Linked DNA regions of Mus musculus: region 1 is linked to region 2. A link is a contact called in ENCODE Hi-C or POLR2A ChIA-PET data. All regions are on one chromosome and are shown on one strand. The core of a region is the stretch at or near the end of the contact, and the rest is flanking DNA. Distances in the headings are between cores, read along the strand shown. Region 1 holds the start of 5430435K18Rik (a long non-coding RNA gene). Region 2 overlaps Stard13 (StAR-related lipid transfer (START) domain containing 13).

Evidence for each region. A loop is a pair of places that touch in the nucleus more often than their neighbours do. ChIA-PET counts read pairs that join two places held with the same protein, here RNA polymerase II (POLR2A).
Region 1: POLR2A ChIA-PET joins it to region 2 with 12 read pairs in Patski. The contact joins the promoter of 5430435K18Rik here to the enhancer-like site in region 2. A Hi-C loop is called at or near these places in 1 of 37 maps with a recorded cell type or tissue (Patski). POLR2A ChIA-PET finds 5 or more read pairs at or near these places in 1 of 5 experiments (Patski).

What each region holds. Positions count from the first base shown.
Region 1 is chr5:151,248,979-151,254,077 of GRCm38, forward strand. 5430435K18Rik (a long non-coding RNA gene) reads left to right here and starts at 3,645. Exons shown (of 2, transcript XR_868755.2): 1 at 3,645-3,678. It also overlaps a transcript of Stard13 not described here.
Region 2 is chr5:151,140,312-151,145,899 of GRCm38, forward strand. The region is part of intron 1 of Stard13 (StAR-related lipid transfer (START) domain containing 13); the gene reads right to left. Among named protein-coding and RNA genes, the nearest start is that of Stard13, 47 kb to the right of the region's middle. Within about 2 kb of position 2,805, at least 1 of the 3 ENCODE cell types and tissues checked has a DNase peak (open chromatin) inside an H3K27ac peak, as active enhancers do.

The DNA of each region.
Region 1 (5,099 bases), core at 2,395-4,894, 110 kb after region 2:
ATTTGTACTGACACTCTGCATTTTCATCTGATCATGCTGAGATGGACGGGCACCTTTGCTTCCCTTCAGCTGCACAGTCTTGAAGGACTTTCCTCCACGTCTACTAGCTTCTGCAAACACTGCGCTGCTGCTTGGCAGGCACTCTGCTCTTCTCTGTGTTGCAGATGACGCAGATGCAAATGCAGATGCAGATGCAATCCTACCCATTTTATCTCCAGAGCTAAAATAAAGCTAGCCCTTGGCAATGAAGCACACCTCTCTCACTCATTTTTTTTTCCTTTAAAATACCTTCAAAATTATTTTGATTCTGTTTCAGTGCACTTGACATCACACACACACACACACACACACACACACACACACACACACACACGCACACATGGGCGGGCCTACTCCAATAAAGCCCTCACGTTCAAGGAAGTTTTCTAAATGGGTAGGCATTCATCTATCCTGAGCAGTTAATGGTCTGGAAACAAATTTATCTGTTGAAAGCAAATGGAAACAACCTGTGGACAGGATTTGACCTCCAGGCAACTGTTGCCTCTTTCACTTTGTTCACTACTCCAAGCCCTTCTCTGTGGAGAAGAAAACGAAGGATCACATAATTTTAAAAATGTATGCATACGTTCACAAATCCATATATGTCCAGCATATATGTCTTCTTTAGGGATTTTTATGAAGGAAGATGGCAGATGCTTGCCTTTCTTTGAATGTTCCTTGTCATTAAGGGAACAGAGGATCCTGGTGCTTGGCCTATAGCCATCGCTCAGTAAATATCCGTTAGATGGTTTGAGTTATTGATAGACTCACAATTTTAAAATTCTCCCATATTTTCAGTTCAGTATTGAAAAGATGACCCGTCAGAATATGCGATGCCATACACACGCCTCTGATCTTGCTCAGTTGGGCTCTGCTAGGCTAGAGATGCTTCCTGGGAGGTTCTGTTCTTGTCTGTAAAACAGGAGTAATAATCTTCTCTCACCTCTCAGGATTATGAGACCAAACAAGCTCATAGTCACAAAGTGGCTGGAACAGGACCTGGCACGGCTAACTGTCAACCAAGTCATCTCTTTTGAATTAATCTAGTACTAGTAATTATGCTTACCACTTTGGACTCTCCTGGAAGTAGGAATGAATTTGAGTATTGTAGGAAGCTTTTTCTTCCATTGAATTTCAAATGACAATGTCATGCCTCTGGTTTGAATAGCTGGAAATAATGTCTGTTGGTTTGCTTAGTTTCAGAGAAGCGCAAGAATTAAAACAGCATGAAAAATTGCTTACATCATTTTACCTAATTTGAATTTCAGCTGCTGTGTCATCCTTGTGGTGGTTTGAATGAAAATGGACCCCATAGGCTCATAGGGAGTGACCCTATTAGGAGATATGACCTTGTTGGAATAGGTATGGTCCTGTTAAATGTATCTATCACTGGGTTGGGCTTTGAGGTTTCAGGATCTCAACCTAGGCCCAGTAGCTCACTCTTCTGCTGTCTGAGGAAACAGATGTAGAACTCAGCCCCTATCTAGCACTATGTCTACTTGCATACTACTGTGCTTCTCACCATGATGATAATAGACTAAACCTCTGAACTGTAAGCCAGCCCCAATTAAATGCTTTTCTTTATAAGAGATGCTGTGGTCATGGTATCTCTTCATATGTGATATCTTAAACCATTATGAGAATAATCCCAAAGAAATGGTTTCATATAAATATCTGTCCAAAAGTTTCACTCCACGTTTAGATAAACTGGTCATGAAATATGATAACCACTATCAGATGGCTTCCCAACAGGCCATCTCCCTTCTGCAACAGCAGTGCCCTGATCATGGACATTTTTCAGTGCTATCAAAGCTTGTCTGGTAACTCTGGTATATCTGAGTGTGCACTACGGAAAAAGCAAGCCTCCTCCCTTCCCATATCTGCTTGGATTCCTCTTCTGTTAATGCTTCCACCCTTCCTGGAAAACTAACAAGTGTTCTCCTTGTATCTGCATTTCCAACGTTCTAAGTGTTAACTTTAGATTGCTCTTGTTAAGGATTTCATGCAAATCCTTTATCTTTTTGAAACTTCAAATGCTCTTTTTCACTGCAAAATTTGAAGTGAAGAGAATGCCAACATTTGGAAGAGAAACAAAATGTCACTTCCATCATCATACTTGATTTATGGAACTATTGATGTGAAAAGAAACTAAACACTAATAGTAAAAGAGCATTTGAAGTTTCAAAAAGAAGGTAAGGTGCGTGCATCTGTTGGTCTTGAGCTTTTGATTGGTTGTATATTGAATATAAAAGGTGGCAGTTGTTTCTGAGACTGGGCCTTTTGTTTTACGTTTCTTTGAGCTTTAACTGGAATTTGAATGGAGATAAAGTCTTTACGACTACAACATCTCAATTTTTAGCTTGGAAATAGAAAATATCAGTATGTACAAATTTAAATTGAAATTGGGACCTCCACCGTGAAAATATATTTGAAACCATACAAGTTCTGTCATGTTTCTCATTGCAAAGGAAGAAAACACTGAGTGATAGTGAGTTTGATGGGCTGACCTGACATTATGTAGCTTTCCAGGGGTAGCCAAGGGTAAGAACTCAGGGATCAGGGACCGCTCTACTGCAGCATCTGTTGTGCCATTGAAAGCTGTCTTCTTCCAAGTGCCTTTTTAATTTTACTATAAACTCATCAGATAAGTGACCCAAAACAAAGGTTAGTTTGCGATACAAAGGTTAGCGATTCTGCAGCAGCTTAGTTGGAGGTGAGTCGGGTGAGGCAGCGTGAAGCATTAGATAAGAACAAGAAGGAACACTTGACAGTTTAGTGTGTCTGAAAGGCCACAAAGAGTTCATTCCAAGTGGATCACTCATCAGAAGTCAGAGTCTGAGTCAAGAGGGACTCATGGCAAAAAAGCTAGATATGACTGTGGTTAATGTTCCCACATACACCCTTCAAGTACGCCTACGTATGTGCATGAATGAACCATTATTAATTCCCGTCTGTATTAACCCGATGGAAATTCTGTTGGTGAACTACAGTCATGAAGTAGTAATGTTTTGCACTAAAATTTCTATTTGACTCATTCTTTTGAACTGTTTTACAATTCAGAATAAAATTGACATCAGGAAGGCAATTTCAAGCGCCTTCCAAATGACTTTCTCTTGTCTGAATGTCTATTGTTAAAAAATATATATATATATATAGCATAAACAGACCCTTTGTTAGGACACTGCGGCAATGGCTCAACAGAGTTTTAATGTAATCCTTTCAAATGGCACCATCTAGGGTGATCAGAGTTTCCATTACGCTCTGTGTACAGAGGACACCGTGACAGCAGAGTACAACCCATATGACTCCGTGACCTGATGGTAACTTGTGGGAGAAAACCATAGAACTAAAAATAAGTCAGAGCGCTGAAGGGGGTAGAAACAAAAAGACTGCAAAGGCAAGCTTCTGGTGCTTTCCTGGACCATCCAATAGCCAGACGACACGATTCAGAAACTGCGAAAACCCACAAGCTCTTCCTTGTTAAAGCCTCACAGCTATGGGCTCACTGATGTCTCTAGCGGCAGAGACCAGCAGGTCCCAGCAGGACCCAGCAGGACCCAGCAGGACCCAGCAGGACCCAGCAGGACCCAGCAGGACCCAGCAGGACCCAGCAGGACCCAGCAGGACCCAGCGCTCAGGGTACATCATGCATCCTTATAAACACCCTTCCCGAGTCTTCCTTCAGACTCGCTTTCTTTCATCTTTTGACCATGGAACAGCTCCTAGCTAAATTCAGCAATGGAAATGTTCGTATGCTTGCCCCATAAGTAATTTTTTTCATCTCTTTCTTGCTGGAAAACAGGAATATCCAAAGGCTCTTTGTAGAAGAGTCGTGATTCAAAACCCAAGGACAATGGCAAGCGGTTGTCAGTACACATGTTTGCAGTTTCCTTTGTCTCCCCTGACAAAACTTGAGCGGGAGGGGGGGGGGCGGGGGGTGTGATCCGTTATATTTGGACTTCTTCAGTTCTGGACTTGATAGCTGACAACTTCAAAGCGAACTTATTTTATATTTTGTCAGACTTTGTCATCAGCTTAAGCACAGCGATGCATCATTATTTTTGAATTAGATTAAAAATATAAATATTGGGCTGGAGAGTTGGCTCAGTAATTAGGGCTGTGTACTGTTCTTTCAGAGAATCCAAGTTCAGTTCCCAGATGCCACATTGGGTGGTTCAAAACCACCTGCAACTCCAGCTCCAGGTAGATCTATGCCCTCTTCTGGTCTTGGTGGGCACTGTTGCATACACTCACACATCTCTCATATCCACATATACATAATTAAAATAAAATCATATAAAGGTGGAGAGAGTCCAAAGAGCATTGCAAATTTCTATGTTAGAAAATTCCTGTGTTAGCAGTTATAAAATAAACTGCTTATTCTATCAAAGGTTACCATTAGAACTATGCAGAACCCTACACAGTGCCAGGAAATGTCTGTAAAGTATGTCTGACACATGAAGAACCCCTTCAATTCAACAACAAAATCATCCCCCTAAACAAAAGATTTAATAAACATTCATGTAGAACAGTGGTTCTGAACCTTTCTAAATCTGCACCCCTTTAATACAGTTCCTCATGTTGTAGTGACCTCTAACCACAAAATTATTTTTATTGCTGCTTTATAACTGTAATTTTGCTACTGTCATAAATCATAATATAAATATTTGATATGTGACCGCTGTGAAAGAGCTGCTTTACCCCCAAGGGTCTCAGCCAGAAGGTCGAGAGATACAGATCTAGAGAGATGTAAATGGCCAACAAGTACACAAAAAGATGCTTATTGCTAAGATTAAGATTATTATCGCTACAAAAATTCAGGTAAAACCCATAATGGCCTCATGCACTCAACTACTATTATTAAAATCAGAAGATGGTAAGTGTTGGTGAGGGTGTGATAAAGCTGGAATTCTATGCATGCATAGTGAGAGTATAAAATGGTTTAGTCACTATGAAAGGCAGTAAAGACCTCCTCCCCAAAAGTAGATTCACAACACATATGATGTAGCAACTCTAGTCCTGGGCATGTACATTAACTAACTCTGCTATGGCAGCGTTTA
Region 2 (5,588 bases), core at 1,555-4,054:
ATGCATATGGGATGCCAGCATTCCATTATTCAAACAACTTTATCAACAGCAGAGTTGCTTGACATCTTATTCTTGCCTGATGCTAAGGAAGAACACTTCATTTTAAGTTTCAGATAAGCTTTCAATCAATCACAACCACCATCAAACAGTTAACGTGAGCCTTTAATCTCATTTTAAGTTTGAAGTAGCCATGGAGGAAGGAGGCAAGCAGAGGAAGTGAGGATGCTGTAGGTGGACTTCCACCCTGAACATGAGATGTGTGGGCTACAGAGAAGGTACAGAGTTTAAGAGCACTGGCTGCTTTCCCTGAAGACTTGGGCATTTTCTTTCAAACGATGCTCTTCCAGAGGACCTGAGTTCAGTTTCCAGTGCCCACCGGACAACTGCTTTTAACTTCAGTTCCAAGAGACCCCATGCCCTCTTCTGGCCTCCAAGGATACCTGAGCGCATGCACAGACACACAGACACACAGACGTGAAAAAGATGAGATGCAACACCTTACCCTGACCGTTTACCAAGGATAAGCACCCCATGGGATAGCAGTCAACTTCAAAGAAACCTTCACTAAATGCCCGGGTACAGAGGACATTGCAAACATCATCACTTGTCAGAATATAGCCTAATGGGCCACATGAAGTCCAAGACCCATCCTCAGAAAGAAACAGGCTCTTTATAAACTAACTTTATCATACAGTGAATAGGCAGCAGTGGTGCAGAATCCACTACTCTGTGTGTGTGTTAGAATTGCCAGAGAGAGAGAGAGAGAGAGAGAGAGAGAGAGAGAGAGAAGGAAAAAAGAAAAAAAAAAGAAAGAAAAAAGAACATTTGATTTGGATGGGTAAGGATATGAAGGATTTTGCTGGGTGGGTTAAGTGGTGCAAGGGTGGAGTTACTCAAGCAAAGGAAACATAAAAGCGAGGCACAGAAGCATGAAGAGGCAAGGGAGCCCTCATGGAAAATCACTGTATGTGGGGTGGGGGGTGGGGGTGGGGAGTGGGATTCAGGCGTCGGGGAAGGGTGGGGTTCTCTCTGCATAATGATTCTTCACATATTTCTTGACAAGGACTTGTGATTTTTTTTTTTTTTTTTTTTTTTTTTTTGCTTAGTTCAGGTGAAGCATTCAGACTACGAATCTATTAAAATAGCAGGTATTTCAAAGACCTCACCAACCTTGGGCAAAATGAATTCACAATGCAGTTGACTTGAAATGATAAGGTGATGTTACAATTAAATTGCTTTGATGAAATAAGACTCTTTATTGTTCTGTATGGCTGCTCTAGCGAAAGTATTTGGTAAAGTTATAACTGCATGAGGAGAAGGTGAAGGCTCAGAGGGAAGAGGCATTTGTTTCCAGGACTGGAAACTGTTAGGTTTCAAACCCTAGACAAATGGCAGAGGGGCCTACTTAACATATCAAAGGAGAGGCTTCCAGGTTCTCCCAGATAAGGGGCCATCCTGGCTGGCTGGTGTGCTCCATCCCCTGCCCTGAATTCTCCAGCCCATTGGGCTGGGCTGCCCTTCCTCCAGCTTCCCTTCGCTATATAATCTAACCATTTTGGTTACCTAGTCTCTTTTTGTACCTTTGGGCCTCCTGGCTGCTGGTTCCCCTCTCTCTCCTCTCTCTCTTCCCTTCCCCCCTCTCCTCGAATGGCTCAGGGTTATGTCTACTTTGGACCCTCCCAGATGTTCCCACCTTCTTCCATGTCAACAATGAACCATCTCCTCCACCATGCCTCACTGGAATCAGGCACATTCCTTTCCCTTTTTATTCTTTCAGAACCCACATGAGATGAACAGGGAGGAGGAGAGTTCGGACTCCTGCAAGCTACCCTCTGCCCTTCACATGCTACACTCTGTGGCACGAAGGCCCCAAAACCCATAGGCACACAAATAAAAGCCAAAATAAATATAGAGCCGGCAGAAGTTGACCACTAGGTAGTGATCTGCCAAAGGCAAACACGAATTTGATTCCGGTCACTCTTCTTCCCTTTGCCTTTAACACAAATGCAATGACTTATCCTTAATTGAAATACCAACAAAGAATGTTATTTCTGCGATTGCCTAATTCCACACCAAGGTCCAATGCATTTGAATGTGAGATTTCAACAGTTCTGCTGCATGTCCACTAGAGGCCTGTGAAGAGCTTCCCCCCCAACCCCGAGTCTCATAACCAAACCGGCCTAAACAGAAACAAATGAGAAATCTTGAGTCAATACTGATAAGAGTCAGATCAAATTTACATGTCTCCTCATGGTCAAGGTCATACACAGGAATAAAACAAACAAGATTCAGTACTCTTTCCAAACTGCATAGTACTTAGTTATAAACATTACAAAACAAGGGAAGAAAAAAAAAAGGCAGTGTTAAAAGCTAAGTTTCGAAAGGTTCAGCCACAATTCCAGAAGGCTGGCAGGCTCTGGCAAACTTTGCCTAAGCAGACGCTGGAATAGAAATTGCTTGCCTAATGAGCTTCCCGGTCCTCCAGTGCATTTTGAATTCAAAAGACATACAAGAGACAGGGCCCTGGGCCTGCGGGAAAGTAAACAGAATAGCAATCTAAGACAGATGGTCTGGAAAGGGACTTCTTAAATAGCGACAACAGGGCAGTAAACAGAGGTCAGTGAGCTACAGCCCAGGAGTGCCAAGAAGACATGGACTGAATGGTCCCTGAGGTGAAGGACAATCAATTGCAGGAGGGGACTGAGTGACCTAGACGAGGTGCTTACCATGTCTGCCAGGCGAGCACAGCTTGCTGGGCTGTGCATATGGGGGAAATTACTAGAAGAAATGAGGTGTCCTGTGACAGTCTGCAGGCAGCCTTGCTACCAGCTCCCCAAATAGGGCCTTCTCAGTGCCTCCTCGGACAAACAAGACAAAAACATCCTAAGCACCCCGTGCACAGGAGTCTCTTTGCAGAAGTGGCCTGCTTTCCACTAGGCTCAGTTAATTAGCAGGAGAGTCGGACAGAGTGGAAAGAAAGAGCCTTTTGTTTGGAGAACCTGTGAAAATATCCCCTCAGAAGCCTGTAACTTTCCCTACAGATTACCCTGGCCCTGAGGACAAGCCCCGGTGCCAGAAGGCACTGCTGTCCCCTCCACACAGCCCACATTCAAAAGGCAGTTAGTTCTCTTTGTTGTCCCCAGGGAGTCAAGCCTTAATGGGTTTACAATGTGGCAGGCTCTTTTGGAGAGTGTCTGCTGCCAGAATCAGGGCAGAGAGAACCCCAGTGAGTGCCTCAGATGTTGAGGTGACCCTGCCTGCACTCTAAGGGAAGCAGCACTCACCCCAGGCCTTGAGAACCCCTGCAAGAGCACCCTGAGAGGTCATGGGATCTGAAAGTGAATCTGCCATTATTGCGAGCAGATGGCCGAAGACCTGGAGACTTCACTCTTCAGACAGGACTGTGAGCATCAGTGTCCCCAGATCAATCCCAGGTGAGAAGAGTCACTGCTGTTGTGACATCACCCTGTGTTTCCAGTTAATCTTGCTGTCAAAGAGTGACCCCTCTTTCTCAAACCTCTCAATGTAGGCAGAGAATAGCCTGGGCACGTTCTTCTCACCTTGACTGAAAGGAGACCTGGATGTGGCCCATCTAGGGAAGCTGCTTGAAAGACTCTATGGCAATCCCCACCAGCCTAAGCTCTGCCTCCAGAATCACTCTTTTCACCTTCTCTTATTTCAGAAAAATCTTCATTTTTAAACCAAGACACTCAGATAGTCCGTGCTTTTGGGAGTAGAGATTTCATAATCTTTTTAAAGCTATAGTCACGTTCTCCCACCCCTACTTTACAACATCCTTCTGGTCAAGGGTTGCTCCTTGATGCACAGTATTCCCTCTTGCTGAAATCTCAGCCTATTTCCTGTTACTCTCATGTTGATTCATCTGTATTCTCTCCTGTCAAGAATGGTTTATTTGTCCATTAGGATACCCAAGGTCAGCCTCTGCTCATCTGCTCCCAGACCGTACCCTTATGTACAGTTGTTGATGTGCCAGCTGCATACCGTGGCGCTTTGTCTCTGCTTATATTACAGCTGTGTGATGCTAGAATCTGGCAAAGAGTTCCAGAACCACAAAAGGAAAAGACAGGCAAACTCTCAGTGCTGCGGGCACTTAAGGAAGAGGAAAAAACACGAAAACAAACAAAAACAAAGAACCAAACCCCAAACCCCATGTATTTCCTACTGGGGAGACTGCAACACTGACTTAGAAAGATACGAGGAGGTTAAGCCATACCGAGGATGAGCTGCAGGGTTAAAGGAAAGACTTTCTTCCCAAGAAACCCCTTGAGTGGTCATCCTATCCCCAGAACCATCAAAGACAGGAACAATAATGGGAAGCCATTGGTAGCACACTACTCAAGAACAGGGGAGACAAGGCCCAGTGGTGCCACAGTACCAGTGGCTGAGAGGACATCACAGCCTAAGGAGTTCTACAGTCTCATAGGACACCCCCTGGCTGGCTTCACTGCCAGTGCCAATGTTTGGATATTGGAAGGCTGGCTGTTGTAAAGACCGGAGGAAGGAGGACAGACATGGGGAGAGTGCCTGCTGGCTTTAAATAACTCACCATAAGCAACTTCCACCATTCTCCCCTCATCCCATCCATCCATTCTGTCAGGCACTGTACTCTGTGTTGGACCACAGAAAGGAAAGTGATTCATTCCTTAGAACAGCCCTGACTGCATGACCACCTGGGACTCATGGCTTTTTCTGACTCCTAGCTCTGTGGAGTTTTTCTGTTTTGTTTTTGTTTTTTGTTTGTTTCTTGAGATTTCTGAATTTTTAGAAAAGATTTATTTATTTGTTTTATGTATACGAGTACACTGTAGCTGTACAGATGGTTGTGAGCCATTATGTGGTTGCTGAGAATTGAACTCAGGATCTCTGCTCATTCCAGTGCCTCTCGCTCCACCCCACTCCCTCAGGCCCAAAGATTTATTGTTATGTGTTAAGAATACTGTAGCTGTCTTCAGACACACCAGAAGAGGGCATCAGATCTTATTACAGATGGTTGTGAGCCATCACGTGGTTGTTGGGATTTGAACTGAGGGCCTTTGAAAGAGCATTAAGTAGTCTTAACTGAGGAGCCATCTCACCAGCCCCCGGAATTTCTGAATTTTATCTGAAACAATCCCCCAGCTCCGGGTTATCTCAGCATATCTCACTCCCCACCAGATGTCTTCCAAGAAAGGCCCTCACGGAGGATGAACATTTAACAGAAAAAAAAAAAAAAAGATTAACAACGATCATACTAAGTCATTATAATAAGATTATACGGCATCTGTGCTTGCTTCTGAATTTTCCCTTTGTTATTTTTGGACTGCAGTTAGCCAATTGAACCTAAGCAATTGAAACCAAGGAAAGGAGGCCTCTGCTCCATCACACAGATCACAGGCTAGTGTATTCAATCAACTATACATACTCCATGGCAGGCTGGATAGAAGCACTTGGTTAATAAAATTGATTGATTGATTGATTGATTGATTGCTCCTGCCACCATACACTAGAAACAACAATGTAGGTGGAACATTACTCAGTGCACAGGGTCGGGGCATTGCAAATAATCTGAGCTCATTCTCGGGTTTATA